2 separate regions of the Mus musculus genome follow, and region 2 is linked to region 1. Evidence: chromatin loops called from intact Hi-C (ENCODE). Cell type or tissue: left cerebral cortex. All regions are shown on one strand. Links, peaks and the distances in the headings refer to the core of each region. The heading gives the core; the rest is flanking DNA. Region 1 overlaps Cstad (CSA-conditional, T cell activation-dependent protein). Region 2 overlaps Gm14488 (a long non-coding RNA gene).

The links. Peaks named below come from ENCODE experiments on the same cell type or tissue, not always from the same donor. Only the 100,000 strongest peaks of a DNase experiment are listed, where the experiment ranks them.
Region 2: it touches region 1 in a loop (2.5-fold over the local background); 3 of 42 quality-filtered maps call a loop at or near these places.

What each region holds. Positions count from the first base shown.
Region 1 is chr2:30,606,240-30,622,076 of GRCm38, reverse strand. It overlaps Cstad (CSA-conditional, T cell activation-dependent protein), which reads right to left. Exons shown (of 2, transcript NM_030137.2): 2 at 13,132-13,917. The coding sequence ends at 13,608. Among named protein-coding and RNA genes, the nearest start is that of 9330198N18Rik, 15 kb to the left of the region's middle. In left cerebral cortex, for the core only: a CTCF peak has its summit at 8,356; DNase peaks (open chromatin) are centred at 5,656, 6,445, 7,766 and 8,324; H3K4me3 peaks cover 692 bases; H3K27ac peaks cover 1,405 bases.
Region 2 is chr2:30,700,678-30,716,514 of GRCm38, reverse strand. It overlaps Gm14488 (a long non-coding RNA gene), which reads left to right. Exons shown (of 4, transcript XR_866106.3): 3 at 2,114-2,147; 4 at 3,101-3,368. Among named protein-coding and RNA genes, the nearest start is that of Gm14488, 13 kb to the left of the region's middle. In left cerebral cortex, for the core only: a CTCF peak has its summit at 8,650; DNase peaks (open chromatin) are centred at 7,613, 8,022, 8,419, 8,974 and 4 more places; H3K4me3 peaks cover 2,054 bases; H3K27ac peaks cover 5,831 bases.

The sequences.
Region 1 (15,837 bases), core at 4,688-12,687:
TATTTCAAGGTGTTTTAAGCCTTTAAATCTAGATGGGAAAACTCTTGCTTGTTTTATTTCACCTTCTGTGTTTTGTTTTGGTGACAGGGTACCCCTGTGTCACTCAACCTTCTTGGGCTCCAACCATCCTCCTGTCTCAGCCTCCGGAGAGGGACTCCAGGCTATGCCACCTTGCCTGGCTAAATTCTTATTTTTACATTATGTTAAATACCATTTAAGAATATTTTTGACATGGTAGTCCCTCTGGAAAGGTTGTTTGCAATAATTTATACTTCGAGTTTTAGATTGGTTGTAGTGCTGGTGCATTTTGAAGCCACAGCTGATGGGATAGCCCAGAATGTGCCCATGTTTCCCCCATGCCTCACAGAAAGGGCAGTCATTGTGGCAGAAAACAAGCAGCCTGGTGCTTGTTCTCTTGCAGGTAGCAACATTTCTTTCTTTCTTTCTTTCTTTCTTTCTTTCTTTCTTTCTTTCTTTCTTCCTTTCTTTCTTCCTTTCTTTCTTTCTTTCTTAAAGTTTTATTTATTTATTTATTTAATGTATATGCACACTGTAGCTGTCTTTAGACACACCAAAAGAGGACATTGGATCCCATTACAGATGGTGGTGAGCCACCATGTGGTTGCTGGGAATTGAATTCAGGACCTCTGGAAGAGCATTTAGTGCTCCTAACCTCTGAGCCATCTCTCCAGCCCCGAGGTTTCTTGTCAACAACATTTCCATTGCTGTGATAAAACACTTGAGGCAGGCAATGTAAAGACAAAAGGTATATCAGTGTTGCAGATCACTTAGTTCCATCCCTCAGGGCTTTGGAGAGGCAAGCCATGGCAAGGAGGATATGTTGGACCAGAGATACTCACCATGGCAACCAGAAAGGGGGCAGAATAGCAGAGATACATAGCCCACCTTCAAGGGAGCACTCTCTGTGATCGACTTTCTAAAATGTCTTCCACCTCCCAATGGTCCATCAAGCTGCAAATGCATTGCTGATTGATTCATCCATGACTTCAGAGCCCTTAGGAGGCCACCAGACTCCAAAAATCCCCACCTATGATCACTGCTACCTGGGAACCAAGCCTTCACATGGGAAGCCCCAACATCTGCTTTCTGTTCTCAGTGTGCACAACAGATTAATTTGTTAGTTAACTCACTGCAAGTCTCTATTTTATCCAGGGATCCTGTGAGTTTCCTGGTATGTGTATGCAAATCTTTTTGTTCTAATGGATTTCATTCACTGTATCAGAAATGACCTCACTCTCTGATCTTGGAACACCTGCCTCTGGCCCTGTGAATTGGATAGGCCTTCCTCTGTTCCATTGTTCATCAAGAATGGAGGTCACAGTGCCAGGAGTAACTAATACCAGGGTGTAACAAGTGACCGCAGGTGTTGGCAAAGCAATGCTGCTGAGTTCAGACCTGGGATGTCCCCAAAAGCCCAGGTGTTGAAGGCTTGCTTCCCAAGATGGCCACAGCGTGAGGTGGTAGGTAGGACCCTTCAGAGAGAAGACATAATAGGAGACGTTTATGTCACTGTGTGTGGTACAGTTCTCAAAGGGGCTGGTGGAGCCCTGCCTCCCTCCTCTTCTTCCTGGCAATATGGTGTGTGTTGGGCATCACCTACCATGTGCTTCTACTAGGATTCAATGCTGCCTCACCACAGGCCCAGCAGTCTGGATCTTCTTGAACTTGGAGCCCAGACCTTTTCTCCCTATAAGTAAGTCACCTCAGGCATTTTATTCTAGTGACAGAAAGCTGACTGATAAACTCTGAGTGAGACTTATTTAGTCTATACCCTCTCTTGGCTGCTGGTGGTTGCCAGGAATACTTGACACACCTTGGCTTGTTCACATAACTCTTCTCTCTGCCTGTATTTACAGAGTCTTATATCTGTTTTTTCTGTATTGTTCTTTTTCTTATCGGGATGCTTATTATTGGCTTTTGGGCCCATCCAGACAATGAGAAATGATGTCACCTGAATTTATTAACATCTACAAACACTTTCCCATATTTTCACTTTCTTCTCACTTGCAGATACCAGGAATTTGGAGTTGAACATATCTTTTCTGGAGGCCACTACTCCCTCTCTCTTAATACCCTCCTGTTGCTCTTTCTGTCTCTCTGGCTGCCCTTATGATATTTTACTCCTTCTCTGCCTAGGCCATGACTTCCCCAAAGGTACCATCTTCTCCTTTGGCCTTCAAAAAACATTGGTGGGGGTAGAGTGCTTGCCTAGCATGTATGGAGTCCTGGGTTCTATTCTAGGCTTCCTTATTCCAGTATAAGCTGGGACAGTGTAGTAGCTTTAGCTTTCATTGTCAACTAAGCATCATCTAGAATCATCAGGGAAGAGTGAGTCTCAGTGAACGATTGTCTCTATTGGGTTGCCAAGTGAATTTGTCAGTAGGAGATTTTCTTAATTTGAGTTAATGTGGAAAGACTGCCCACTGTGGGCGGCACCATTCCCTAAGCAAAGGTGTCCTGAACTGAGAACAGAGAAACCAAGCTGAGCACAGGTAAGGAAGTGAGTAAGTATGAGTGTGGTCACTTAACTCTGCTCTCACCTGCAGATATGATGGTGATGTGTTGTTTGAATCCCTACTTTGACTTTCCTATGATGACCTATTATTCACTGTAGCCCAGAACTCTATGCTTAAATAAACTCCTTTTTCCCTGAGCAGCTTTCTGGCAGCAACAGAAATGAAACTAGCACAGGTGTGGTTAGAAATGTAGGAGCACACGTTCTCCTCGGCTCTGCCCACAGCTCATCCCCCTATTGGTTGTGTTCTGGCTGTACTTTTTGGGACTACACAGTGTTCTATCTTGGGCTCCTAAGAGTCAAGACAGCACAAAAGCGGGTGGTCCCTGAAGATGAAGCCCACAGCACATGTCCAAGTAGGCCAGGAACTTGTCCTTATGTAAGAGTGGCTCTCCTCTGAGTCCCCTCCCTTCCGCTGGCTTCCCTCCTTCCTGAGTGCCCTTCCTATTGTAGCAGCCTGGGTTTATCATTACTCCTCCTACTTGTGGCTGGGTCTCCTGGATAGGAACCAAATGCAGCTTGCTCAGGCAGCAGTCTGAGACAGGCCCAGCCGGGTGTCCCATCTTTTATTTGCCCAATCCTGTTAATAATTAACGTACAAGCATGAGGCTTGCCTTTAACAGAGCCCGCTGCCCTCCTAGCTCTGTTCCTCACCAAGGGCTCCCCCCTAAAGGGTCCTGACACATTCAACTGTGGTTCCTGCCACAGGGACACAAAATAGAAAAGTCCCCTGCCCCAGGCCTTTTCAGCCTTCTCCTCTGGCTGGAACTGAGCCCTTCTGTGGTCTCTTTCATCTCTTTCCCCTTCCTGGTCTCTCTCTGGGTTTCCTCCAGGTCCTTATGGTGGAATGAAGCTAACACACCTAGACCAGTAATGTGTGTCACCATCCATCATTGGGACAGACTGGTCCTGCTGCCCAGGGGTAGCAGGCAAGAGGCAGATGAGCCCCAAACCTGGGATGCTTATAAGACACTCCCCTACCCCTCATCCCCACCCCAGCCCCCGCTCTACAAAGTCTGGCATTCTTACAAAAACAACCACATAAATTATGGGCCAGCCAGACACACGTAGAGGGAAGGGGTTGCCTAGGCTAAGAGTTGGGGGGTCTTTGAAAGAATGACCCCCCCATTCAGCCTCTCAGTGCCCCCCCCCATCAGCTAAGACGTTCTGAGAACAGTTGTGGAAAAGCCACCAAGAAAAGCCCTTGCGGTTGGCTCCAGGGAAACACCTGCTGAGGGCTATAGACTCAGCCATGGAACTGTTGAAACCCTGAGATGCTGTCATTGAAACTTTAGTAATCAAGGATTGCCTTGAGTGAGGCAGCATTTGCCCAGTGGGGCGCCCTGGGGCTCTTCAAACTGCCCTGTGTCTGAGAAGCCTGGAGGTGGGATCGTGCAGTTCAGAGGTGTTAGCCAGAACACCAAGATAGCAAGGGGTAGGGGTGGTGGGCTTTCAGGATGGAAGAGTTTGGCTGCAGGACACTGGGAGCCTGGAGCAGCAGAAGCAAGAACCCTGATAGCCACGGATGGTGGAGGCAGTAAGGGCCCCCTGAAGGTTCTTGTGGGGGTGGGAGATGGTTGAGCAAGTGAAGTTGATCGTCTGCAAAGCTTAATGACCTCAGGTCTGCCCCTGAGCCCCAATGGTGAAAGGAGAGAACCCGCTACACACACCTGACCTCTGACAAGCACGCACACACACACCATGTACACAATAAAGAATAAAAACTAAAGTTTCTCTTTTGTTTGTCTTCATTTTAAAAGTATCCATGATTAACATGTGTTATTTTTGCAAGTGGAGGAAAACATTAATGTATGTGTCCCAGGCTAGCCTTAGATTAAAGGTGTGTGTCACTATGCTTATTTTATAGGGTGCTGGGGTTTGAACCTAGGGCCTCTTGCATGTTGGGAAGCACTTTAGCAAATGGGCTGTTACCCAGCTCCAATTAATCACTGATTCAGGAGGCTAAGGCAGGAGGCTTGTCAAGAGTTAGAGGTTACTCTAGACTCCTGAATGAGTTCTAAGCCAGCCCAGGTTAGTGTTTTCCTTTCTTTATAACATAGAGTGACAGTCTAGAGACTGGGAGGTGAAAGCCATTATGGATCCACTCTTGGCTCAGGGTCTGAGTTGCGTACCATATTGCATGCTGGAACAGCCCTCAAAAAAGATTAACACCAGGCAGTCTCCTGTGCCCAGCAGTTGCTAAGGACCACTGGACCTTGTGGGAGAACCCTCAGGGTGGGGGCTGTGTTAGCACCCCCTGCAGCTGAAGGAGGCAGTACCCATGAAAGGTGAGACATTTGCCCAGAATAGGCAGGTCCTCATGGGGGATAAAGAGTTTTGAATGTGAGTGAGAAATGTTAGCTCCTGAGGGTGGAGTAGCCTCCCAGACACATGCGAGAGGTGACAGCGACCCAGGGTGGGCAATCGGAAACCGAATCATGAACATTGCTCCATCAATGCCCAGACCAGGCAATGCCTCACTTGGGCCTTACAGCAGCTGTGGGTATGCTGCTGTTCTCCCAGTTAACAGACAGGAAAACTGAGGTTCTGAGGCAAGGGCACACAGCTGGGATGTGGACACATGTCTGTGTGATGTCAAAGTAAGTGTGCAGAAGACAGTACCACACTGAAGAGGGAGGTGAGTGGATCCTAGAGTAGTGTGGTTCTAGAGAACGAAAGCTCAGTCCTGCTGGAATGGAGCCAGACACCTTTCTCCCCTGCCCCCAGACTCTGATCCAAGCTCCGGTGTCCCTCTTCCTTCTAGTTGGATGAGTAACCCTGACAATGCTTCCAGGATGCTCAGCTGGACTGAGGACAGGCAGCTGAGCAGCTCATCCGGTTGGGAGAACATCCCAGGCCAGTGCACAGCACAGGGAAATGCCCAGCGGCCTGGAAAGTACCTGGGTCTAGGAAATGGAGAAAGAAGGCTGCTAGGATGGACAAGAGTCAGGATGAGAAGGGCAGGCATCTTGTTGGGGCTATCTCCAAGCCTACCCAGAAGAACCGAGGCTCCAGGCATGAGAGGGAGAAGGGTGGGCGGGGTGCCGTGCCTAGAGATGGGAGATGTAGAATTCCCTGGCTGCAGACTGTAGGAGGTGACAGGAGAGGATGCAATGTGGATGCAAGGGCACTGTGGTGCCAAGGTGGGCGTGACCACCACACTGCCGGAAGGCCTCTGGCTTAGAGGGTCTGCCTACAGCCCTGGGGTCCACTTCTCTCTAGCACCACAGGGCAACCTAGACATTGCTCATGTCACCTGCTGCCTAGGCTCTGATCAGGCTCTGCCCTGGTGGGGACAAGCTCCCCTTCCTGCCACTCAGGCTGGAACAAAGAGGCGCCTGTCTCGCAAAGACCCAGATTCCCTGGTCCTGATGGTGGCAATGGATTTCTGACTCCTGGGATCTGCCCTTCCCTGCAAGAGTTGATGGGATGCAGGGGGAGGGGAAAAGGTTGCAGAGGAATGGGGAGAGTCCACCTCATGTTCCCTGGTCTCTGTGGAAGTGATGTGCAAACCCACTCTGCAATGCCCCCTGGCCCAAGCAGCCACAGTCAGGACTCAAGATGGAGACCTCTGGACTGGGAAAACTGGGACTCCCCTATGAAGACCACTCACTCCAGCCTGTGGAATCTGAGAATGGCACCCCCATTTTATAGACCAAGAAGCAAGGCCCAGAGATGGTGGTTAGGGACCCCTGCAGGGACTTGGCTAGTTTCAGACCTGCTTACCCGCGAAGTGGCTCAGCAAATGGCAGCATCCTTCAGGAGGGGCAGCTTCGTTATCCTGCGTGGGTGTGCTAGACACAGGCCCTTGGATGGAGACTGTGTGTGGCCATGCAGCAAGGCAGCAGGCCTGTCCCCAACCCCTAGGGTCAGCAGAGGAGACACTAAGGACTCAGAGAAGGCCTGAGGGACCAAGGAGTCAAGGCTAAAGCCAAAGGAGTCTAACTAAGGAACATTGAGAGCCACCGTTGACAGTCACCGTTGTTTGGGAGGCTTGCCAGGGTGGTGGGTGGAACCTCCCAGGTCCTTGCTGCCATACTCCTCAGGCAGAGCCTCCTGAACTTGGGTTCTAGGTTTCCCTTGGAGCCCCTTTCTCTCTCTCTCTCTCTCTCTCTCTCTCTCTCTCTCTCTCTCTCTCTCTCTCCCCTCCCCTCCCCTCCCCTCCCCTCCCCTCCCCTCCCCTCCTCTCCTCTCCTCTCCACGGAGACTCCTTATGTAGCTCAGACTGGCCTAGAACGAACCCCTCGGCTCCTGAGTGTCCATAACACACTATTTAACTGCTGCTTCCTGAGAGCCGTGGTTCTTTCTTAAAAGTTGAAAGGTGCTTAGGCAGGAAGGTCACAGGTTCTAGGTCAGCCTGAGCTACACAAGAGGGTTCTGGGACAACCTGAGCTATATTATGAGACTCTCTTATCTCAACCCAAAAGGAAAAGGTCCCGTTGTTTGTTTTGAGAAAAGGTCTCAGGTGGACCCTGGCCATGCTGTGCCTGGACCACAGATGGGTGTCACCCACAGTCCTCCTTGAGTCCCAGCTTTCTTTGGCACAGGTGTCAGGCCCCAAATAGCTGAAGGCAAGGTGCTGGTGTCCCACGTCAGCTCTAGGCAAGCAACCCCCCGCATCGAAGCAGGACTTGGTTTCCCCAGCCCTGGAGCAAGAAGGCTTTATTCACCTCCCTTCCCTCCTCCCAGGACTGTGTTGCCATGCAAGTCCAGGGTCCTCTCCTCAGAGAGAAGCACAGAGTGAGAACATTGCTAGGTCTGTTCAATGGCTGTTCCCCAAGCTCTCTGTATGAGCCCTCCCAGCTCCCCAGCTGGCCCTGAGCCACCTACATCCTGACTTCCCATCTCCTGCTGATGGTGGCTGATTCATTGACCAAGGAGTACCAGATTACCCTCACAGGGTCCCTTCCTTGTCCCCGGCTCTGAAATCTCACACAGGTGCCTATGGGAGGAAAGGGTAAGGCCGTGGACATCACCCACACACCCCCGCTCTCAGGGCTTCTCAGTCCTTATGGATCCTGACCCAAGACAAAAAGGGGGTCAAAGGGATGGCAGAGGCAGCAAGGTCCGAAACTGACAGGGAGGGAGGGGGAGAAGGAGGGACATACACAAAGACCGGCCCACAGGGAGGCAAGACTCTGAAGCAGAAAGAAATGGGGACAAAGAAGAGGGGTTCATAGGAAAAAGAACACCCCTCCCCACCCACACCCAAACAGATGAGTGGAATGAAGTCAGGGGTGGGAACGGTATCGGGTACACAGACCGGTGGGAGCAGGAGTGTGAGAAAGGAGAAAGATAGGCAGAGATTTGGGGAGGGAGACAGGAGGGAGCCAGGCCCAGACCAGAAGAAAAGCCAGAGAAATTGAGGGGTAGAGGAAGAGACCCCCCCCACACACACCGACAAGGGCTAACAGGGAGACGTGGGGGGGCGTTGCGAAAATAAATATTTATAAATGCAGTTTCTAAATTCTTTTTGCATTTCCCTGGTAAATTATTCATCTGTGTGTCTCCTGCTCTTCGATCTGCTAGAGGAGCTGGGGGGGGGGGGTCTTTTCTGTGCGCTCCCCCTCCATCTTCCTCTCCGTTCTCCTCCACGCGCCTCTCATCCCTTCCTTTTCCTCCCTTTCTCCATCCTCCCCTTCAGTTCCTCCTCCCGCTCCAAGCCTCCAGCTTCCGGTCTCCTCTGCAGGTCCGCAGACGAGGAGGGGCCGCCACCCCGAGGTGACCAGCTGCCACGCTCTGGATTTCTTCCCTGCCTTAAAGAAGAATAATCATAAGTCAGTGAGAAGAGGATTTAAAAAAACACGCTGCCGTCGCGGCTGTCTGGCACCCCCAACCGGGACCGCGGGAATCTTCCTCTAGAGGCCAGGATTCTGGGGCTGGGAAGGCAGTGGCAAGGGGAGGCAGCTGGGACCTGAGGGTCTGCCTGCAGCCAGCGCCACAGCTAGTTCCCCAGGCCCAGACCAGCTCCTCAGCTCACAGAGCCTCAGTTTCCCCCTCTGGGGGGCGGGTAGGACTAGAAGCTACCTCCCCGCTGTATCTGTCAGGAGACAGGTGAGGCAGTTCTCAGGCCCTCTGACAAGTATTTTGTTAAGCACATTGGTTCACAGATTGGTTTGGGGATTTTTGGTGCTTGGAGCAGGGTGGGGGTGGGTGGGGGGGGAGTGGGTAGGAGGGGCGCTCAATCCCAAGACCTTGCATGGACTAGGAAAGGGCTCTACCACTAAACCATATCCTAAGTCCTTCCTTTATTTTTACTATTATTATTTTTGACAAGGTTATTTTGAGTGGCACAGGCTGACCAGGAATTCACAATCCTCCTGCCTCTACCTCCTGAGTACAAGGATCCTAAGTGTCTAGTCATCATGTCCAGGTGACACACTGTACATCAGGCTAGCTCTGGTGATCCCAACATTCCGGAGTCTGAGGCAGGAGAGTTTGAGTCTAGCCTGGGCTATAGAGTGGGGCAGAAAAGGAAAGAGGGAGCAAGAAAGAACTGAAAGGAGGGAGGGGAGAGAACACAGAATTGGGGGTGTGGCTCAGTTGGTGGCCTGCTTGCCGGGCATACAGGATTTGAACCTCAGGTAGTATAAAAAATCAGGGATGGGACATGGGGTAGAGGTAGAACACATCCGTAATCGCAGTACTGGGGAGCTGGAGGCCGGCTGTGGGTTCCTTTTGCTGGCACCACCTCAGGAGACCCTTGAGGCTACCCTGTAACTGGCCTGGGCCAGGAGCAGGCTCAGGACATCCCTCTTGCCAGAGCCCTCCCCCCACACCTGCTCTGACCCTGATGGCTGCGAGGACCTGAACCCAGGCTCCTGGGCGATGATGCCTGCAAGGGCCCACTCTCCATGAAGCTGTGAGCTCACTGTATCGTGGACTCTGGCTTTCTCCCGGCTTGTTTTATTTGTGTGTACTGTTTGACACATGTTCCTATGTACATATGTTTGTGGGGTATATTGGTCAGGGTTCCTTACAGCTATGGTTCTCAACCTTCCTAATGTTTTGACCCTTTAATACAGTTCCTCATGTGACCCCCCAGCTGCAAAATCATTTTCATTGCTATGTCCTAATTTTCCTAGTGTTATGAATTGTAATGTAAATATTTTTAAGATAGAGATTTTCAAAGGGGTCACGACCCACAGGTTGAGAAACTCTGCTCTAGAGCCCCAACGACATATAAACCTCCCCAACCCCCTCCTACACTTGTGTCCTTCGAATAGCTATATATATTCAAATGTATACATATATGTGTGCTTGCGTATACATGTGTGTGTATGTGTCCTTTGAATATCTATATATCTAGATATATAGGTGATTATTTTAGAATGGCTTAGAGTTTGTGATCCAGCTAGTCCAACAATGGTTGCCTACCAACGAAGGTCCAAGAACCCAGTAGTTGTTCAGACCACAAGGCTCGTGTCTAGGCTGGTCTTCAGTGTATGCCAGAATCCTGAAGAAGTAGGCTAGGCTCTAATGCCCATGAAGGGATGGGTTTGCCAGGCAGAGCAAGCTTGTCCTCTCTGCAGGCCTCTGTCACAAGGTTACTTAAAAGCAATCTCCCCGGTTCAAATGGTTTAATCAAGAAAAATATCCTTCAAGGTATACCCACTGTTTGGATTTTGGTTAATTCCAGATGTCGTCAGGTCAACAAACATGAGGAGACTCACAGGGGAGTTCGCCTGCACATATGCATACCCACATGTAGAGGTAGGAGGTCGACACTGAGTGCATTTCTCAGTCACTTTTTGAGGCAATGTCCCCTCATTAGAGCTCAGTGGTGGCCCAGGCTGGCTGGCCAGCAAGCCCCAGTGTCCCACTGTCTCCCGTTGCCCAGTGCCCTGTACCACTGCACCCTCCCAGGCTGCTGGGGATCAAGACTCAGGTCATTCTGTTTACAAGGCCAGCACCTTACAGACCGAGCCATGGCTCCAGTGTCTCCCACCTCCCCACCTCTTCCTGCTCTGGATCATTCTTGATGCTACTCCAGGGCTGTTTTGGTTTCTCTGTTTCTTTCAAGAAAGGTTTCTCTGTGTAGCCCTGGCTGTCCTGGACTCACTCTGTAGACCAGGCTGGCCTTGAACTCACAGAGATCTGCTGGCCTCTGCCTACTGGGATTAAAAATGAGCGCCACCACGCCCCCAGCTTGTTTTGTTTTTTTTTAGACAATGTCTAACGTGACTAAGAATGGTCTTAAACTCACTCTATAGCTAAGGATGACCTTGAATTTAGGGTCGAGACCTCCAAGTGCTGGGATTAGAGACAAGCATCAAGCTGGTTTGTATGGTGCTGAGGATCTGTCGCAGGGCTTTGTATATGCTAGGCAAGCACTCCTTCCCCACCCCCTAAGGGTGTCTTTGAGTACCAAGGAAGACTGGAAAATACTGGTAACCAGATCTGCCACTCATTCATGACATGTCTCCAAAGCTGCAGAGCAGGGCTGTGAAGGCCCCGTGAGCCAGCACTCGCACACAGATCCGGTGCAAATCTACCTCCTCACTGGACCAAGTTCCTCCAGAAAGGCCCTGGTGGTGTCAGTCAGATGGGTGGAGTCTGGGACTGCCAGGTAGGCGTAGGCCTGCACTCCGGGCTGTCCTCAACCTAAGGAAGCCGCACAGGTGTCTGAAAAGGTGTGTGTGTGTGTGTGTGTGTGTGTGTGTGTGTGATCGGACAACAGAGATGGAAATTTCTTTTCATCCAGGAAATCATCAGCTCTGCTTCTCAGAAGCGCAGCAGTGACCTCCCCAAGTCCTTCTACCAGAGTAAATGATAGGGGCCTTGATGCTTCCAGAGAAGACCCTGTAGGGATACTTGCTTGCCACCCCACCCAACAGGAAGAAGGCTCACCCCACTCTCCTTTATTTTTGGAGGGCTTGGGAGTCCACATCTACAGGAGGGTTCTAGAAGTCTTTGCCAGAGATTTTTCTGTGTTTGTGTGCTTGGGTGTGTGCATGTGCATGTGTGTATGTCTGAGTGTCTGTATACACATATTTCTGTGTGTATGTATGTATATGTTTGAAAATAAATGTATAGTTATGTGCATATCTGTGTATCTGTACATGTCTATATGTGTGTATGAGTGTATGCATATGTGTATGTATGTAGGTGCATGTCTGTTTCTCTGTGTTTGTGTCTATCTCTGTGTTTGTGTCTGTCTCTGTATTTGTGTCTGTTTCTCTGTATTTCTCTGTTTCTGTCTCTCTGTGTCTATATATTTGTATTTCTCAGCGTCTCTCTGTGTGTCTCTGTGTGTGTTTCTCTGTGTCTTTGTGTCTGTGTGTACTTTCCTGCCTGTTGTTTTCAGTGTCACTGGCTTGGCCTGATGACTTTATAGCCAGGTGTGTGCTTTCCCCAGAATCAATTAGTCCAGTGACACCCACCCCTAAACACACACAGACACACACACACCAGTGACACCCACCCCCAAACACACACACTCACCATAGAAAGAGAGATTGATTGATCTGGGTCAATGAGGTAAGGCTTTGGGAAGGTGTCCTGCAAAGAACACATTGGGCGGGAGAGATCTCCAAATGCTGATCACCCACCCTGAGCAGCTGTAATGTTGCTGGGTAGGTGCTGTAGGTTTCAGACGCCTGCAGAAAGCTCTAGAAGGAGTGCCCTGAGCTAATTTCAGAGATCATAGGCCTGGGGAAGCTGGGTCTCAAAGGCCACACAGACAAAGAAAGTGTCCAGTTCCCCCTGCCTCAGCTTGGCACCTGTGACCGAGGCCTAGAATAACCAGACCCCTTCCAGTCGTAGAGTAGAGGCAGTCCTGTCCTGTCCCTCCTCTTCAGTGTCCCTCTGGGAAGAAGAGTCACCTGCTCCCTGGGACTCTGGTCTCTTCCACCAGAAACTCTCAAAAGCTTTTTCTCAGGCCTGAAAAGTAGCACTGTCAGGACACCAGTGCCCAGGAGACTGCCAGCACATGGTCTGTTGGTCATCACAGAGTGTCACAGGCTTTCACAGTGGCCCCAGGAGGAAGGGCCTGCTATTGTGTCCACCACACCACAAGGAAACTAAGGCACGGTGAAGAAGGTCCCTCCCCTGGAAATACCACCTACAGTCTCCTTTTCTACAGAGAGAGTGAACCCCTACCTCACCAGAAACCTCAGCACAAGCCACCCACAGGACTCTCGCAACATGGAAACTGTCCCTAGCCCCTAGTGACCTCCAACTAGTTTTCTGAAATGATCTTCCTATGTAGCACTGACTGGACGGGAGCTCACTGTGTAGACCAGGCTAGCCTCCAACCTGCAACAATAATCCTGCCTCCACCACCAGAGTGCTGTGGTTGCGAGCGTGCAGCACCGTGCCCAGCTCCAGAATTTGTCTTCTGATGTCTGGGGCGTTCCCTGAGCAGAATATCCATCCACACAGCTCACGGGGTTACACCACACACCAGCCTTTCTTCCCATTAATGACTCCTATTCCAGCATGGCTGTGTGCTCGTTTGCTCACGCAACGGAGGGCTCCATCTCACTCCCATCCTTGGTTACTGTGAATGATGTAGCTGGGATAACGGGTATAGGAGTGTCCTTTGAGACCCTGGTTCAATTTTTGGTGGCAGAGATCCAGAAGTAGATCAAGCATACAGTAGTTCTTTTCTTTTATTTCTTTTGGGGGGAACCAGAATCCTGTTTCCGTAGCAACCGCACCATCGGGTCAATGCTTCATCCTGTTGCCATAGTGACTGAACCATTGATTCAATGTATCCTCTTCACATCCTCGCCAACACTTGTTGTTCTCTTTCTCTTGACTGTGGCCATCTTGACATGTGAGAAGTGATACCTCCTGGCTGGTTTACATTTTAAAAATTGTGTGTGTGTATGTGTGTGTGTAGGGGTGTGTATGCATACCTGCCACTGTGTGCATGAGCAGGTCAGAGGACAACTTTCTGAAGTTCGTTCTGTCCCTCAGTCTTTTCATAGGTTCCTGGGATGGAACTCAGGTTGTTGGCAAATGCTTTTATCTGCTGAGCCATCTTCCTAACCTCTTAGCTCATTTTTGTTTGTTTTGAGACAGTTCCCCTGTAGTCCAGCTGGTCTTGAACTCTCTCTCTCCATCGCTAAGGCTGACCTTGAACTTGAAAGGCAGGCCACTGGCTGTACCAACTCATGATGGCTCTCAGTGAAACTATGTGGTGAGCCAGGTCACCCAAGAGATGCTCCTGAAAGCCATGGAGACAGGCACAGGATTGCCTGAGTAGCTGGGAGAGCCTTCCAGTACAGAATTCCCCAGGCAGATATCTGGCCACACCCCAACTCCTTAACGTACATCCTCTGTGCTTCACAGGATCTCTTCCTTGTGAGCCTCCGTTATGGCTCAGCTGAGCTCCGAACTCCAAGCAAGTCTGAAGCAGAGGAGGCAGGCCCCACCTGGGACAGGGAGATGCGTTCTCAGCTGCTGTCATGGCCACAGGCACACGACCTGACCCTGTGGTACACTGACGCAGAGGCACACACCATTCTGACACAAGCGTGCCCATGGCCATGCACAGAAACACACAGACCACTCTCCCAGCCTGTCAGGCTGATCAGGAGACACAGAATAACAACACAGAGCCACCATGCAAGCACGCACACACCCTGCAATGTGTACGTTCCACCCTGACACAAGGGTGCTGATGGACAGGGTCACACCCCAGGGACACAGCAGCACACTCACAACACAATGGCACATAAGCACACACATGATTGCATGCATAGCACACACATGCACATGCTACTCAAACAGGTACATCCTGTGCACTGTGCACACACACACGCGCGCGCGCGCACACACACACGCACACACACATATGCACACACGGTGACACAATCCTCTAGGCATCCTATGCTCAGAGCCTTCTCTTCCCAGGCTCTGGTTCGCAGCTCTGAGAACCCAGATTTAGCTTTATGTGACACTTGAGAAACAGGGAGTCCAGTCTTAGAATGACATAATTTGGCAGGTAAGGACTGACTGGGGAGAGGAGAGAAAGGTTAAGAGGTTTGTGTGGGGTGAGGCTGGCCAGAGTCACACACAAGCACACATGCCCCAACATACCCTGGTTGAGAACAAACTCTCAGAGCAACCTGGGAAAGGACTGTGAAGGTCAAAGACAAGACACACAGAGCCACAACACCCCACCCACTTGCTTCACTACCCCCTTCCCAGTGAAAGGCTCTGTCTGGGCCTCAGTTTCCTAATCTGCACAATGAGTGGGATCCAGACCCACCTCACAGGTTAGCATGGACTAGCTGATGCTATTCCCATACAGTCACAGCCCCCAAAGCTGGGGCTTTGGGGGAGCTTCCTTGCTGGGAGGCATCTGTTCACTCAGGCTCACATCATCATGCAGGCTCCAGACTAGCTTCCCCTGGGGAACCGGACATCTACCTCCCAGTGTGGTTCTGGTCCCCACTGGACCCCAAACCCAGTAAACAATTTTGCATATATTTAAATCTCCTCTGTGGGCTCCCAGGCTCCACCCCGCTCTCAAAGGAGAGAAAGAAATGACAAAGGCATCATTTGTCTCCGTCGAGCACCCCATCTATCAGGGTCGCCGAGCCCGTCGCCTCGAATGAGGCGCGCACCCGGGAAGGCCGCTTTAATGGGCTCCGCGTGTGACTGCAGCCGGGCGGTGCAGGGCCGGCATTTGCATACATATTAAACGGAGCAGTAAAAAATGCAGACATGCAAACCATTTGGACGGCTCCTCGCACACAGCCTGCCAGGAAATCAATCTTTGGGTTTCTTAAAGGAAACCTGCTCCAGAGAAGGTGGGGACGCCGCGCAGCCCAGGACTGAGGGGTGGGGGGAATGCCAGTCAGTGTTCTGTCTGTCTGTCCACTGGGCTTTCCCAGCCCCAAGGAAGCAGGGGCAGTGAAGGGAGCCCTGTACATCCTGCTATATGCCCTCTGCCGGGAGGCTCTGCTTCTGTGAGAGCTGGGAGTGCTCGCTCCATCTTTGTGACTAGGGTGGTTGAGTTGTGCTGAGCCACAAGCCCAAGGCGACCCAAGCACTGGGGTCTCTGGAGGGTCTCTTCAAGCTGTGTGACCTTAGGAGAGTCATTAACCTTTCTGTTTTCTAAGCAAGTAGTGTAATACGCCTCCCCTACAGTGTGATGTTTGATTAGAGTAGACCAAACGTATAAAACACTTGCACCCAACTGGAGTCTGGTGGCTCGTACCTGTGCCTTTAATCCCAGCACTAGGAAGGCAGAGGCAGGAGGATCCCTTGTCTATAGAGTGAGGGCCAAATGAAAACTGACCGCAGGAGAAATGTATGAGAGGCCGCTGAGCTACACATCCTTTTTT
Region 2 (15,837 bases), core at 3,926-11,925, 95 kb before region 1:
TGCCTCCCGCACAGCCCCCTTTATAAAGGGACCTCATGTTTCCATTCTCCAGGACAAGGACACTACGCACAAAGGTTCTTTGACACAAAAGGCGAGTCACAGACCCAGATCAGAACCCAGGTGGTCCACCTCCCTCCTTCTAGCTACAGACCGAGGGGGCAATATCTTGCTGTGGGTCTTTGGGCAAATGTCTCAACCTCTCTAGTGGAAGCTTTGCTTTGTATAGGACTGGCCAGAAGGGTGGGTGATCATTTGAGATTCTTCCCAGTTAACATGGGGCTGGGGGTGCTGTGATTTGTGACCTTCAGACAGTTCCTCTGATGGCCTGACCTGCAGCTAGCACCTACCTCCAATCATTCTCCCAGGCTTCTCTATGAAGTGCACCCTGCTTCACTGCCAAGGAGACAAGGCAGGGAAGCCTGGTGGTTAGAACACCCAGCTTCAGGGTGGGCCAAGTGCAGATCCTGCCACCTCCTTAGCATAGCAGTGTGGCTTCAAAGGGTCGCTGTCCACCAGGCTCTTCATCTGTCACAACTCATTGAGCCCTGGGTGCTTCCTGGGTTGTGAGGACAACGCCAGCACTTGGCTGTCATGTCAGAATGGACACAAGGGCTTTGGTCCACCTGCCTGTGTTCTCAGCTTATCAGTCAAGTTAACCACGTGGTTGAAGAATGTCATCTCCACTCAGACGAGTTCCCCAAATCCAACTGAGAAGTTGGACCTGAGTACCTGGTCAGACCACCAAACTGTCCTGCCTTTCTGTCTCAGGTCTAGCCTGAGCAGCTATCACTCTGTCACAGGTCTAGCCTGAGCTGCTTTCACTTTGTCACAGGTCCCGCCTGTGTTGGTGTTAGCCTACCAAATCCAGGACTTGCCTTGGCTATCAGGTCCTGAGGTTCAGAGATACAAAGCTAAAGGTTTGGGGGGGCGCCGAGGCTAGTTATTCTGGGGTGAGGTGGGTAGGAATTGGAGCAGGGTTCTTGGTTTCCCATGCCATAAGATTTATATTTGTCACCTAAAGGTCCTCTCAACAGCACTGGGACACCACTCAGGTCCTCAGCAGGGCATGGAGACTTGTCTGAGCTCACAAGAAGGAGGGGAAATGCCAAGTTCTCTGTGGTTTTTAAACACATTTGTGTGTGTGCGCGCACACAGGTATGCACATGCAGGCAGAGGCCAGAGGTGTAGGGTCCCTTGGAGCTAGAGTTGTGGACAGTTGTCAGCTGCCTGATTTTGGTGCTGGGAACTGAACTCAGGTCCTCTGGAAGAGCAGCAACTGCGAACCACTGAGCCATCTCTCCTGCCCCTGCTCCCCTTGCGTTTGCTCTGAAACACCCTGCTTCCTGCCCAGGTAAACGCATGCACATCGTACTGAGACAGGGAATGGAACTGATAAAGAAAATTTCAAGATTTTCACAGGTCCATACCTAACACGCTCAAGGGATTCTTACTCCCCAAATCTTTCGTTTTCTTTTGTTTTCATTTTTTGAGTCAGAATCTCATGTAGCCCAGGCTAACTTTAAACTTGCTATGCAGCCAAGGATGACCTTGGATTCCTGGTCCTTCTGCCTCCATATCCTGAGAGCTGGAACTGCAGACCTAGGCCAGCCTGCCTGGTGTGATGTGGTGCCGTGGACAGAACCCAGGACTTTGTACGTGCTGGGCACACACTCTGCTCGTGGACCCACCATTCCTCGCTCCCAGACATGGTCATTAATGAGCATGGGGGCTCCTGGGTCACATCCCAGCAGCCTTCCCTCACACTGCCCTCATTCCCTTGTTTCCTGTCTCTGCTTGACTCTGGGTACACTGAGGGTAACTGGATCCTTGCTGCAGACCCTCCATGCATGGTTCAGGTCTAAGCGAGGGAGGGGTGATGCGGACCTTCCCACTCTTCTACAGTCTTGGTGTCTCCCAGCTCTACATGTGAAAGGATGTGCCCTGTTCTGAATCTGAGTGCTGGATTCCTGCTGATCCAAAGGAGAGGGAGGCCTTAGTACTCAAAGGAATGGGGCTTGGGGGGTGGGAGGTGGGGGTGGAGGGGTGGCTCGTCTGTAGGGGCTGGTTACACCTACATCTCTCATAAGCTCACTCACCTTTTTTGGCCATACAGGATTCCCACCATGACATTGCTGTGTTTTTACAAGGTAATTTTCAGTATTGTCCCATTTTACAGATGAAAAGGTTGAGACTCAAGACAGAGATTACCTTAGGGCTGTAACTTTAAGCTGCAGTTGGGGTCAGATGAGTGACTGAGTGTGGGTAAAGGTTGTTTACAGGAAGAATAGTTCCTGGATGGATGGAGCATGGGGCCAGGACAGTGATAATTGTGAGGTTGAGGGAGTAGAGGCCAGTCTCTGAACCAGAAAAGCCTCTATCAGGGTTTCTGCCCTCAGAGGAGATCCACCAGGGGACAAGGCTGGAGGCCATGGGAGGCCTGACTGACTTGAGAGCCAGTGTCTGGGGTCTGTGGTGTGCAGAATGGGCTGTGTGATGGAGGGGAAGTGAGTCTCCTTCTGTGCCATGTGGATGGAGTGTGTGTGTGTTGTGTTGTGTGTGTGTGTGGTATGTGTGTTGTGTGTGTGTGTGTGTGGTATGTGTGTGTGTATGTGTGTGTGGTATGTGTGAATTATGTGTTTGTGGGGTGATGCTAACTGTGATACACATGAAGGGAAGAGCTAAGGAGAGATGGAGTTGGAAGAGTTAACTGGAAAAGCAGGGTGAGGTTAGGAGTGTTCCAGAAGTGAAAACCACACCCGCACATGTGCAAAGGCCTGGAGGCTGGAGGAGTCCAGGCAAAGGAGCACGGAGGACTTGAAAGAGCTCCAGCAAGGCTGAGGCAGGGAGGGGAGGAGCAGAGGAGGGGAGACGGAGAGGAGGGGAGGTCAGGGGCAGCTGCCTACAAGGTCCACTAGCTTCCACAGTGTGGGCAGGGAGCCCCAGCCACTGCCCAGGTGAGGGGCTTTGCTGCTTCAGGGAAGGATGTTAGGCAGAGGTGAGGAACAGCAGCTGCCCCCCACCCCCACCCCACCCCACCCGCCTCTGAGAAGGACAGCCTAGTTTTAATCTAGTTTTCCCTCTGTATGTTGGGTCCCAACAGGACAAAGCCAAACAGCCCGAGAACCTGCCAACTGGAGGTTCTGGAACACTCTCTGCGTGGTCTTCCCGAGCAAGTCTTCTAGGTTGGAACCTCTGGCAGGAGCAGAGGCCATGACTTGAACCCAGACCTGTCATCGGTAGTGCTCCCAACTGCAGTCATCCCTTAACAGCTGGCCAGGTTCCAGGTCCCTTTCTCCTTCCAGCCTCTGTTTACCCAGCTTGCACAATCAGCTCATAAGTCTACAATTTTTTTCTTTTTTACTCTGAAATTAATGGCCTCTTCTTTAGTTATTATTGAAACCCACACAACCGGCTGACTTCTGACCTCCTGGGGTTGGATAAGCTATCTGCAGGCTCACCCTTGGAGAATCTCCCCTTTCTCAGCAGCCACTGGTTGTCTGTGGCTCCCTTGTCGGGGTGGGACCTCGTGAGACCCCGCCTCCTAGTGTGCTGGTCTGTCAGATGATGGCGTCATCATGAAGGTCTTGTTTAGGTGAGCATACTGTTGAGATTTCATGGGTTCAGCTTCCTTGTCATTCATTCATAGAAAACACAATCCCCCAGTAGAGGCCCTGCTCTCTGGCCCTTACAATCTCTCTGCTCTTCCTCAGTTTCCCCTGAGTGTTAGATTGTAGGAGTCGTGCTGTAGATGTATCAGTTGAGGCTAAGGCACTTATTCTCTAGATTTTGACTGTTTTGTTTGTTTTTGTTTTGAGACAGAGACTCACTGTGCAGCCCTGGCAGGCCTTGAACACACAACTATCCTCTTGCCCCCAGAGAGCTGGAATTAAAAATGCTCCCACCTCAACTAAATTTACACACGCACACACACCCTTTTTCTCTCTGCTTCTTTCTCTGTCTCTTTCCTTCTCCCTCTTTCTCTCTGTCTCTTGAACTCCCAGCAATTCTCCTGCCTCGGGAGTACTGGGTGGGGTCAGAGGCAGGAGACAAGGCACCTCACAAGGCTGTGCAGACTTGTGGAGCATCTGCTATGAAGCAAATCCGGGAGTCAGAGTCCCCCAGGGACAAAAAGGCCCTGCCCAAGGTCAGGCAGCCAGCGTCGCATCTGAACCTAGAACCGCAGGTGCGCGCTCTCCTCTAGCCGCCCCCCCTCGGGGGTGGCATCGTCCCAGCTGTGCGGCCTGGCGGCCCCGGCCCTGACGTCAGGCGCGGCCAGCGGAGCCTGGTTCTGCACAAACACGTCTCGGGCCAGGGCTCCGGGGGCGGCGATGACTCAGGGCCCGAGGCCGCCGGGCGGGAAGCGGAAAGTTTTGAGCCTCTGACATCAGCGGCCGCGCAGGAAGGCGGCTCCGGGAAGGCGGCCTGGCTCGCAGCCCGCCCTAGGGCGCGGGGGTGGAGGGGACCGGGACGCAGGTGTCCCCGGCCCGGCCTCGGCCGTGGAGCCGCTCCACCCGCCCGCGCCGCAGAGCGCTCCGGAGGCACCGCATCCATCCTGCTGCGTCCCTGCATTTTAATTACCGCCGCATTAATATTCATGAGCCGGGACTCGAGGGGGACCGCGGGCTGTCATCTCCTCGCCCGCCCGCGCACCCCCGCGCCCCTCTTCCTCGCTGAGTCGTGGGCTTCATCCCCCGCCACCCTCCCCCGCCCCCACCGCGCGCCAACAGTTGGCGCTCAGCGGAGCAAGGGTGTGAGTGTGCGCAGGAGTGTGAGCTGCCGTGCGGGGAGCTGCAGAGTGTGGGTGTGCCTGTGTGCTGCAGGCGAGTGTGCCTGGCTCTGTGTGGCCCGTGTGTGGTGTGCAGATGTGTCTGTGTGCACCAGCACCTGGACTGTGACCCTGTGTAGAGGTCAGAGTGCTGGGGCATTGTGTCTATACATAGGAGGTAGGGTGCTGGGGCAGTTGTCCATACCCAGGGGCCAAGTGCAATGGAGAATTTCTATAGGGAGACATGTCTGCGTGCATTGCTGATTATACAGTGAGAGCATAACTATGTGCACGCATGTGTGTGCTGTGGACTTGGTATCTGTGTTCATATGTGTGTGTCCTTATACATGGATTTGTGTGCTGTGGGCATGTGTCCATGTACACTGATATGTGTGCTGTTGGCATGTTTCTGTGTACATCAGTGTGCACCGTGGTAGTATGTCCATGTGCACAGTCTGAGTATGTGTTTCTGGGCCTTCCTGACATCTGCATGATCTTGCAGAAGAGCCAAAGCTGCCCAGGTCAGGAGAGCGTGAGTGTGCGCATGTGCAACTGTGTGCATGCGCAACTGTGCCCTTCCGGGAGACTGAGCCTTGTCCACAGTCACCTGGCAGATAGGTCTGTGACACAGTGTGGTCAGAGACCACAGTTGGCCAGCTCAACATCCTGGACAGGTCCTTACCATGAGCTGTCCTACCGGATCTGTGCAGTGTCTGCTGTGGTCTCATTTGCCGATGGAGAAACTGAGGCAGTCAGTCCAGGAAATGTCTGAACTCTGGCCCCTATCTTTAACAGTACCCCCACGGTGCCACCATGTTGTCACAAAATGGCCTCATCTTGCAGTCTGGGTGTAAGCTCCTTGAGTGGCAAGCACCTCAGTGGCTGTTTCCCTCCTGAGGAAGGCTTGCAGGCCAAAGCCTTGTCTAGGTGCCACTGCTCCCTTTCTTATTTCCCCAGCTTCTAAGCCTGACTGCCTGAAGCCAACTATTCAGCAGGCAGCACAAAGTGCCTAGGTCAGGCCAGGGGTCAGCTCTTCAGTCACCTGCCTTCCCTTCCATTAATCCATCTATCCGCCCACATACCATCTATCCACCTATCACCCATCCTATCCATCCATCCATCCATCCACTCTTCCAGCCATCCATCCATCCATCCATCCATCCATCCATCCATCCATTCTTCTATCCATCCATCCATCCACCCACCCACCCATCCTAGCCTTTCATCCATCCATCTATCCTATCCTTCCTTCCATCCATCCATCCATCCATCCATCCACTCTTCCATCCATCTATCCATCCATCCATTCTTCTATCTATCCATCCATCCATCCATCCATCCATCCATCCATCCATCCATTCTTCTATCCATCCATCCATCCATCCATCCATCCATCCATCCATCCATTCTTCTATCCATCCATCCATCCATCCATCCATCCATCCATCCATCCATCCATTCTTCTATCCATCCATCCATCCATCCACCCACCCATCCTAGCCTTTCATCCATCCATCTATCCTATCCTTCCTTCCTTCCATCCATCCATCCACCCACCCATCCATCCATCCTTCCATCCATCAATCTATCTTTCCATGCTTAACTGTCTCCTCTGACATAGTTCAGGAGAGTACTGGGACTCAGTCAGTCTCTTCCTACTGCGATGCTTTAATTCCCTTAGGTAAATGAGGGGCATGGGCAGACAGAACAGGGTCCCTGAGAAGTTAACTCAGCTCAGCCACACAGCCCTGTGAAATTTTGTGAAAGCAACATTCTGCTCATGTCCCAAGAACCCTCAATTCAAGCCCCTGCTCTTCTTGGTGACCAAGGAAGTAACAAGACTTGCCCCTGGGAAGCCATGTGGCCCAGCAAGTGGGCCGTCACTAGGGCAAACAGTTTTCTCCCAGAAAAAGTGTGGTGCTGGGTGCTTCTGGGCAGATCTTGCAGCCTGACTTCTACACTGTTGTTCTTGCCTTTGTCTTTGATGGACTCCCAGGAGAAGGGCCAACAGAACAGCAGAGAGCTTCCCCTGGTTACAGAGGATAACAGCCTTTGTCCCATGTCCCAGCTGCTTGGGGGGTTGGAAGCCAGCTTCTGGAACATCTGGGGGTCCCTCTACTCCTCAGCCCCACTAAGCCTGCTCAGCTACACCTCCAAGGTGCACCCAAGCAAACCCTTCTTCCAGCTATGCCAAGAAGACTGGAAATTTCTACTAAGCAGCTGGTTCTGGCTTGATTTCCACTTTGCTTGGCAGGAGACCGGGGAGGGGCCAAGCTGCTCAGCCCCAGAACAGGCCCTGCATTCTTGAAGTTACAGTCAGGGGTCACTGGGAGTGGGGCTTGTGGGGCCTGGTAAGCCTCTCCGTAAGAATGAACAAGTGGCCCCATGCTGAAAGCTCACCTCTGGGTAGGCCTTATGCTGTCTGGACCAGCTGGGTCTCTAGAAACTTTATATAGGGAGGCCAGATCTGTTACTAAGCTATCTCAGGCTACCTTCAAGGCTCTAAGAGAGCCTGCCTGCACAAGGGCAGAGCCCAGAGCCCCTAAGGGGAAAGTCCACATGCTATACAGAGATGGGTCTGACTTGGTGACAGGCCAGAAGGTACTGCACAGTTACTACTGGGCTGGAGGGGATGGTGGTCGGGGCCTGGCTGGGTACCCTAAGGGAGAAGAGGAGTATGGGACATGGTGGCTTGATGGGGAGACCAGCCCTGATCCCTGCTAGCACATAGGAGATTCTTATGCACAGAACCAACACAGAGGTCCAAAGGTTCTGCATCCTGGCTGCTGCGGGAAGGCTCTAGTTCTCCCTCTGGTAAATCACAAGTCTAAGCACTTCTCGCCCACCCAAGCTAGGCTTTGGCTACAGAGACCTGAGTCGGATCAGCTAGTGGCCCAGTCACTCTACTCTGTAGGCCCTGTGTGCCATCAGACCCAAGGACAATGGAGAAAAGAAAAAAGGAGAAAAAGGAGAGTTTGGGAAATGTTCACTGGGCACCAACTGCCAGCAGAAGGAAGGGCTCTCTAGGCCATTAAAAGGGATTCACCAGTCTCTCTCTCTTTCTCTGTCTGTGTCTCTCTCTCTCTCTGGCTGGAGGAAGCAGTAATGCCTAGGGAAAGGCCAGCCAGGGACTGGAGGGTACCAGGCCAGGATAGAAGAAACCACATTGAGGTGGGGGAGGGGTTCCAACCTGTGGGGAGATGACCACAGGGTGTGAAGGGGACGAGCTAGGATAGAAGAGTGTACAGGGATCCATTCTCTGGGAAGGCACCAGCTGGGGGTGGGAGGAACTAGGCAGGGACAAAAGACCACACTAGGGTGTGGGGGGGACCAGCTTAGGGTGGGAGGGACCACCAGCCTGGGGTGAAGGAGACCAGCGGGGAACCTAAGAACCTCCCGGGGGTGGAGGGGGGCCGACTCCGCCCCCGCTCGGCAGGCGGCTTGCCCGGGGCGCTGCGAGCAGGGTAAAGCTTCAGCGGAAAGGAATGCCTGGCTCGGCGGGGGCGGCCGCGCCCGGGGCCGGCCTGGTTCGCGCAGCTCTCGGGGCCGCTGGCGCCGCCGCCCGGGCTCGCGCCGGATCGGGGCGCGCCTCGCAGCGGGGGTGCGCGCCGCCCCTCCCCCATAACTCAAAAGCTTGTCAGGCCGGTTCCAGACTCCTGGCGCCGGGCTCTGCTCCAGGAAAAAAAAAAAAAAAAAGGAACGAGAAAAAGGAAAAAGCAAGCGAGGGAGCGAGCAAGGCCCGCGGCGCGGAACGGGCTACCCACGCGCACATCCCGCGCGCCCACTCTAGGGACAGGGCGCGCGACACTCGTTCATCTCTACCGCCCCAACGATTGTTCAGTGGCCCCGGCGGGGAGGGGGCGCTGTGCAGCCCACAGGTCCTCGAGCGCTTCCTCCGGGGCCTCGTGGGTCGGAAGGCGTCCCCACGCCCGGGGTCCTGATGTGAGAAAGCTGTTTCGGGGCGGGTTCCAGCAGCATCGTGGGGGTAGCTGCGCAAGAGGCGGCTGCGGACCTCCCAGCTCGACCGCGGAGGGGACGGGGTGACGGGGGCGTGGGAAGACCCGGCCCGGTGCTTTTTCCTTTTTTCCCTCCCATCAACATCCTTCTGCGAGCAACTATGCCTAGGGTAGAGAGCCGACTAGGAAGGGGTTAAGGGCAGCAATTTAGAGAGAAAGCTGAGTCCAAATCTCTCCTGCTGTGTGGCCTTAGGCCAGGGGCTTGCCCTTTCCACTTCCTCTGGAGGGGAGGGAGGAGGGGCTTGTCTAGAGCTTGACACTGAACACTGGAGTCCTATCTTCGGTGGGGTTCCCATTTTTTCTTTCCACCCTCAACTTCTCGACCCAAATAAGCTTAACCATCTGAGAGTCATTCTCAAAGCCAAGACAGCCCTGGGAGCCCTCACTTCCGGCTGGTCTTTCAAAAGACCATGTATTGGGGTAGTCAGGGACTCTGCACAGGCCAGTGATGTCTCCTGCTCTAGGCCACTCTAAGCTTGTCTCCCTGCTTTCTGCCTGGATTCTAGAGTCAAGAAGGCAGGATAGCTCAGATAGTTACAATTGCATTTGGCCTGCCCAGGATGCCCGGAGCGTTTTCTATCCAACAGGGCTAAAATTGAGAAGGCTCCTGTCTCCATACTAAGCCTGCACAAGGCTGGCCTGTATCTGATGGGACTGGAAGACCCTGGGCAGACTCGAGTTTGTGGCCTGAGTTGTGGGGGAACTACTGGGCTGTGGGATTCTGTGGGGCCTGCTTTTCCAGGGGCCAGCAGTTCAGCTTAAGAAATCCACCACTCAAGGGGTGTGGTAGCACACGCCTTTAATCCCAGCACTAGGGAGGCAGAAGCAGGTGGATTTCTTAGTTCGAGGCCAGCCTGGTCTACAGAGTGAGTTCCAGGACAGCCAGGGCTATACAGAGAAACCCTGTCTCAAAAAACCAAAAAGAAAGAAAGAAAGAGAGAGAGAGAGAGAGAGAGAGAGAGAGAGAGAGAGAGAGAGAGAGAAAGAAAGATCCACCACTCCCTGGTCATTCAGGGGGACAGGACCAAGCTGAGGCACAAGCCCACTTTGGACCCCCTAAGCAGTATGCTAAGTGGCCCCATTACAAGGGGCACCTCTCCTAAGAGACACATCTCACCTCAGCCTTTGCTACCAGAACAATCTGCAGTGTTCCCTTCCAGAGACTTTTGTGTCCCCAGGCACAAGCCAGTGAGGCCTTTGTTGGTGACCACACTGTTCCAGACTTGCTTTTTTTTAAAAAAATAATGATACTATGTATTTTATGTACGTGTGTGCTCGTGTGTCGTGACAGGTGTGGGGAGATCAGAGGACAACTTGGGGGGGTCTGTTCTCTCCTACCATGTGGGTTCCTGGAATCCAACACTGGTTGTCTTGTTTGAAGGAGGACCCTTATCCTCTGAGTCATAGTGCCCCACCCCTCCCCCATCAGCTTTTCTATTGGTTCCCACAATGGGTGTCCACACATCCCAAAATACAGCTCCAGTCAGCGTAGAGGCACGTGCCTGCGAGGTGGTGGTCCTTGGAGAACTGGGACTCTGATTCAGGACTCCAGCCCTCCCTTCTGTGTGCACCGTACAAGGCAGGCAAAGGGTTTTGCCAATGGGATGGCCTGGGCTCCTGCCTTTCTCAGCCAGGCTTCCCGAGGGCTGGGCCAGGTTCAGCAGCACACTTGGGTGCCTGTCAAGCACAGGAAAGGTTGAGATTCCTTGAACCAGATTCCAGAAAAAGGGCTCTTTGCATCTGGGACCCAGCCCTTCTCCAAAGGACTCCCTACATGGATGCATCTAGCTTATTCAAGAACACTGTGAGGTCATCTTCATCTATGTAGCAAGGTCAAGGCCATCTTGAGGTAAAAGAGACCATCCCTAGCACCATGTTAAACCAGGTATGGTGGTACCTGTCTATAAGCCCCACACTCAGAAGGTGGAAGCAGGAGGTTGGCAGAGGGAACAGAGGAAATCGATTGCCCATGAGCTCTTGGGAGAGCCAGCCTTCCCTTGCAGTTTCCATGCTACTGGGTGGGGAAGCCTGGCTAATGACAAGAGTCTCCAGTGCTCTGATGTATCTGTTAGGGCACTTCTTCTTCCTCTTCCTCTTCCTCTTCCTCTTCCTCTTCCTCTTCCTCTTCCTCTTCTTCTTCTTCTTCTTCTTGTTTTTTGAAACAGGGTTTCTCTGTATAGCCCTGGCTGTCCTGGAACTCACTTTGTAGACCAGGCTGGCCTTGAACTCAGAAATTCTCCGGTCTCTGCCTCCTGAGTGCTGGGATTAAAGGCGTTCACCACCAGGCCTGGCTAGGGCACTTCTTTTTGAGGTGAGTGCGAGGGGTCGGTGATCCATAGGGTGTGAATGGCTTTGCATGGGGCCCTGTACACACAAAACGCAGACCTGGAAGATAACCATGGGCTCCAGGGTTGGAAATGGCCAGATGGGAGGGCAACTTAATTATTTAACATGGGGAAGGGCTGGGAGTCTAGCTCTGCAGATAGAACATGCAGAAGGCCTGGTCCATAGCACCAAATAAACCAAGCTGGTGGCACACACTTGTAATTCAAGCACTTGGGGTGCAGACAGGACTGAGCGAGCAGAGACTGAGCGAGCGGAGCTGACAGGAGCAAGCAGAAGTCCTAAAAATTCCCAACAACCACATGAAGGCTCACAACCATCTGTACAGCTATAGTGTACTCTTATACATAAAACAAATAAATCTTTAAAAAAACAAAGTAATCCGTTAGATAGCCAATGATGTGGAGGACCAGCTGAGGGGAGACTGTCACTGTGCTCTTCAGATGGGGATACTGAGGCCTGAGGAAGCAAAGTAATGCACTAGACTAGGCTCACAGTGGAGGAAGAAGCAGGCTGGTGAGAATAGACTGCAGTCATGCTGTTTCCTCCCTCAATGCCTACCCCTGCCTAGGATCAGGGAGGGGCCACTGTCCCTGCCCTAACTGTCCAGGGACCTCTAGCAATTACCAGAGCTAAGCATTTTTATCCCAGCCTCAAGAAACATAGCTTTTCAAGGAGCTGGAAGTTGCTATGTAGACAGTGGGGGTGGGGGTGGGTGGGAGTGGGGGGTGGGGGAAGGAAAGCCAGCTAGAGTTGGATCATGAATGCCACTATACCAGCTTCCCAAGCAAGAGCTGCTGACCGGTGCAACTGTGGCATTTCTGTTAAGGCTGTAACCAGCCGCTCCTTGTTTAGCTCTGAGGCCGGCTTTGGAGGATGCTGTGGACCCAGTCATGGTGGGAGACCATAGGTAGCAGGGGTAAACTTACTACCTTTGCGTTGCAGAATGGGTATGTTATCAAACTGCCTCCTGGATATTTATATTTGCATTGATAGACTCAGGCCGCCTTAGTCAAAGAAGCTTCTGTCTGCGGTGAACAGAGGTAGAGATTCATGGCTGCACCATGCTGAGAACAGGTGACACTACCATACTCCACCCAGGCTCCAGAAGCCTCCCTTTCCACTAGGTGGAGAGGATGGAAGGACCAGATTATAGGGGATGGGGGTGGGGTGGGGGGAAGGTCCTTCAAATACTCAATGGTTTATTTTATTTTATTTTTTTTTTCCGAGAGAGGATTTCTCTGTATAGCCCTGGCTGTCCTGGAACTCACTTTGTGGACCAGGCTGGCCTCGAACTCAGAAATCTGCTTGCCTCTGCCTCCCGAGTGCTGGGATTAAAGGCATGCGCCACCACTGCCCGCCTTGTTTTGTTTTGTTTTGTTTTGAGATATCCTGGAACTCACTATGTAGACCAGGCTAGTTTTGAACTCAGAGATCTGTCCTGTCTCTGCCTTCTGAGTGCTAGGATTAAAGTTGTACACCACTATGTCTGGCTTTTGAAATACTATTTTAAAGTCGGGCATGGTGGCGCACGCCTTTAATCCCAGCACTCGGGAGGCAGAGGCAAGCTAATTTCTGAGTTCGAGGCCAGCCTGGTCTACAAAGTGAGTTCCAGGACAGCCAGGGCTATATAGAGAAACCCTGTCTCAAAAAAAACCAAAAAAAAAGAAAAAAGAAAAAAAAAGAAAGAAATACTATTTTAGGGACATGGAGCATTTATGAATTCCCCGTTGCTTGCATAGGGTCAGTTTAAGACTGAGCCTGACTGGGCAGTGGTGGTGCATGCCTTTAATCCCAGCACTCAGGAGGTAGAAGCAAGCAGATCTCTATGAGTTCAAGGCCAGCCTGGTCTATAGAGTTCCAGGACATCCAGAACTTCACAGGGGAATCCTGTGTCAAAAACAAACAAACAAACAAAACCCCCCAAATCCTAAAACATTCTGCCAGATGTGGGAGGGGCTCTGGGATGTGGGAGGGGCTCTGGGATGTGGGAGGGGCTCTGGGATGTGGGAGGGGCTCAGGGAGCCAGGGAACTCCTGTGTGGAGAGCTGCTGAGAGAAAAGAAAAACCCAAAATAAATAAAAATAAATAATTTTGTAAAATACAGTTTTCTCTTTCTTTCTTTCTTTCTTTCTTTCTTTCTTTCTTTCTTTCTTTCTTCCTTTCTTTCTTTCTTTAAGAGACATGGAAATTGAAAGGGTGACTTGGTGAGATGATAGGAAGGTCAGGGGTTGATGGGAAAAAAGAGCGAGTCGGGCCATGAGTGTTACCGGAATATATACTTATGAGATTGTCAAAGGATAAACTAAAAAAAACCAATCAGACACAGAGGGCTCTCCACGTAGGCTCTGCCGCAGCAGCCTTATCCAAGTCTCTCCTCCCCGTGGTCTCTGGAGCCCTGGTCTAGGGGGACATGTGTTTGTGGAAGGGCTTGATGTGTTTGCTTTGGGCAAATCTTTGTCTTTCTCAGCTGCTGTTCTGGTGAGAAGAGATCCTGTAGGCGAGCCAGCAGGAGGGGCAAGCCAAGCTAGGGCCTAGCTGCCTGGGCTTCTCAGCAGTGCTCTGTCACCAGCTCCCCCACCCCCATCCCCGCCCCCGCTAGCCCCCCACCCCCCACCGGGAGCCTACACTCTGTCCTGTTCCAGGGAGAGCAGTTGGTCAGTGGTCCAGGGGGAGAGACTGATTTAATGGTTGTTGCTTTCAAGACAGAACCAGAGATGGCAGAGTTTAAAAAGGCTGGGCAGCCTTGTAGGTAGTGAGTACCCAGTCTGGGAAGGTAATCAAAGGCGAGGTAGGGTGCAGGCTAACATGTGGAGTACAGGCTCTCAGCAAACGAACTGAGAACCAGTGGGGAAGAGTTTGAAGTTCTGTTTTTAATCTCATTTTTAGACACTTTAAATTACGTGTATGTATGTGTCTGTGTGTGACTATGTGCATGTGAGCACAGGTGTCCTTCCTGCCCCAAAGAGGGCACAGGCTTCCCCGAGTGGCTGTTACAGGCTGTTGTGAGACCCTCTGCAAGAGAGCCAAGAGAGCGGTGTGTTCTTAACTACGGAGCCACCTCAGGTCCAGATTATTTTAGTCTTTCTTTTGCAGTGCCAGGGATGGACACTCGTGCCCTGTGTGTGCAGTGGACTTCCATGCCAAGCCTGGGGGTTTTTCAGTGTTGAGATTTCTCACACACTGTGGCCAAGAGGAAGGCTGCATGCTCAGACCCAGGCCCCATGAACCCTAGCGAGGCACACTGGGGTCAAGGTCCTGCCCAGAGACTGCATAATCCCATGAATCCCTTTCTCTTGTAGTTGACTGAAAATGAGTGTTAAACCTTTTATGGTGGGGCTGGGGAGATGGCTCAGTGGGTAAGAGCACCCGACTGCTCTTCCGAAGGTCAGGAGTTCAAATCCCAGCAACCACATGGTGGCTCATAACCATCCGTAATGAGATCTGACTCTCTCTTCTGAAGTGTCTGAGGACAGCTACAGTGTACTTACATATAATAAATAAATAAATAAAAATCTTTAAAAAAAAAAAAAACCTTTTATGGTATAACTATCAGCACCATTGATACTTGACAACGTAGCCTAGAGATAATGGGACATTTCTGGATCAGGCTGTATCTAAGCTTTACTGGATCTCTATCACCCACACGTAAGCCTATGAAGAAGAGCTGAACTTTGCCTGTGACTCTGGGCAAAGCCACTGTGAAATCGATCGATTATGTAATTGTAGAGAGATGAGGGGAGACCCCTTTAGTTTCTGTCCTAGCTCTGAAGCATCCCAGCAGGGTTGAGGGCCCCTGACTATCCATGTAGGAAGCTCAGGAAGAGAACTGGAACACGGGGTAGGGCCAGGAGCAAGGAGAAGCATGTGGCTCCTATCACAAGGCTGTTCCTGAGGGCTAGAGAGCAATAGAACCCAGAAAATGTACAGGGAGGGAATGTCTTTATTTATACCAGGAAAGCAGGCATCTGGCCACAAGAGGTAGAGTGAGATCACTGGCAAGCCAGGCAGCTGCAGAGACCCCCTTCCTCCTCTTCCTCTTCTTCTTCTTCCTCCTCCTCCTCTTCCTTCTCTTCCTCTTCCTCCTGCTCCTGTGTCCCCTATCTTAGTTAGGGTCTCTATTGCTGTGATTAAATACTAAAAGAAACTTGGAGAGGAAAGGGCTTGTTTCAGCTTACAACCACAGATACCAGAGGGGACCACAGTCACCACTGACAGAAGTCAGAGCAGGAACTCAAGGCAGGACACCAGAAGCAGAAGTTGAAAGAGAGGCCGAAGAGGCTGCTTACAGGTTTCCCTCTTGGCTTTCTTAAACCACCCAGAACCACCTGCCCAGTGATGGCCCCGCCCACAGTGAGCTGGGCTCTCCCTCATCAGCCATCAATCAAAAACAATGCTCAACAGACTTGCCCACTGGACAAGCCCATGGAGGCCTTTTCTCAGTTAAGATTCCCAGATGACCCTAGCTTTTGTCAAGTTGATATAAAAATTCATCAGGACATGCCCCTCCCATCTTCCACTGCTCTACACACACACACACACACACACACACACACACACACACTTTTTAAAATAGTATCTGAACACTAAGAAAGTGTTGTTTAAGGAATACAAAGGCCCATGTGTGTGAGACACTGGTCAGGTGGTGTGGCTCCTGAGTGTTCTCTCACCTGTGAACAGGATAATAGGCTGGCTCCTCCGCTGACTTCCAGG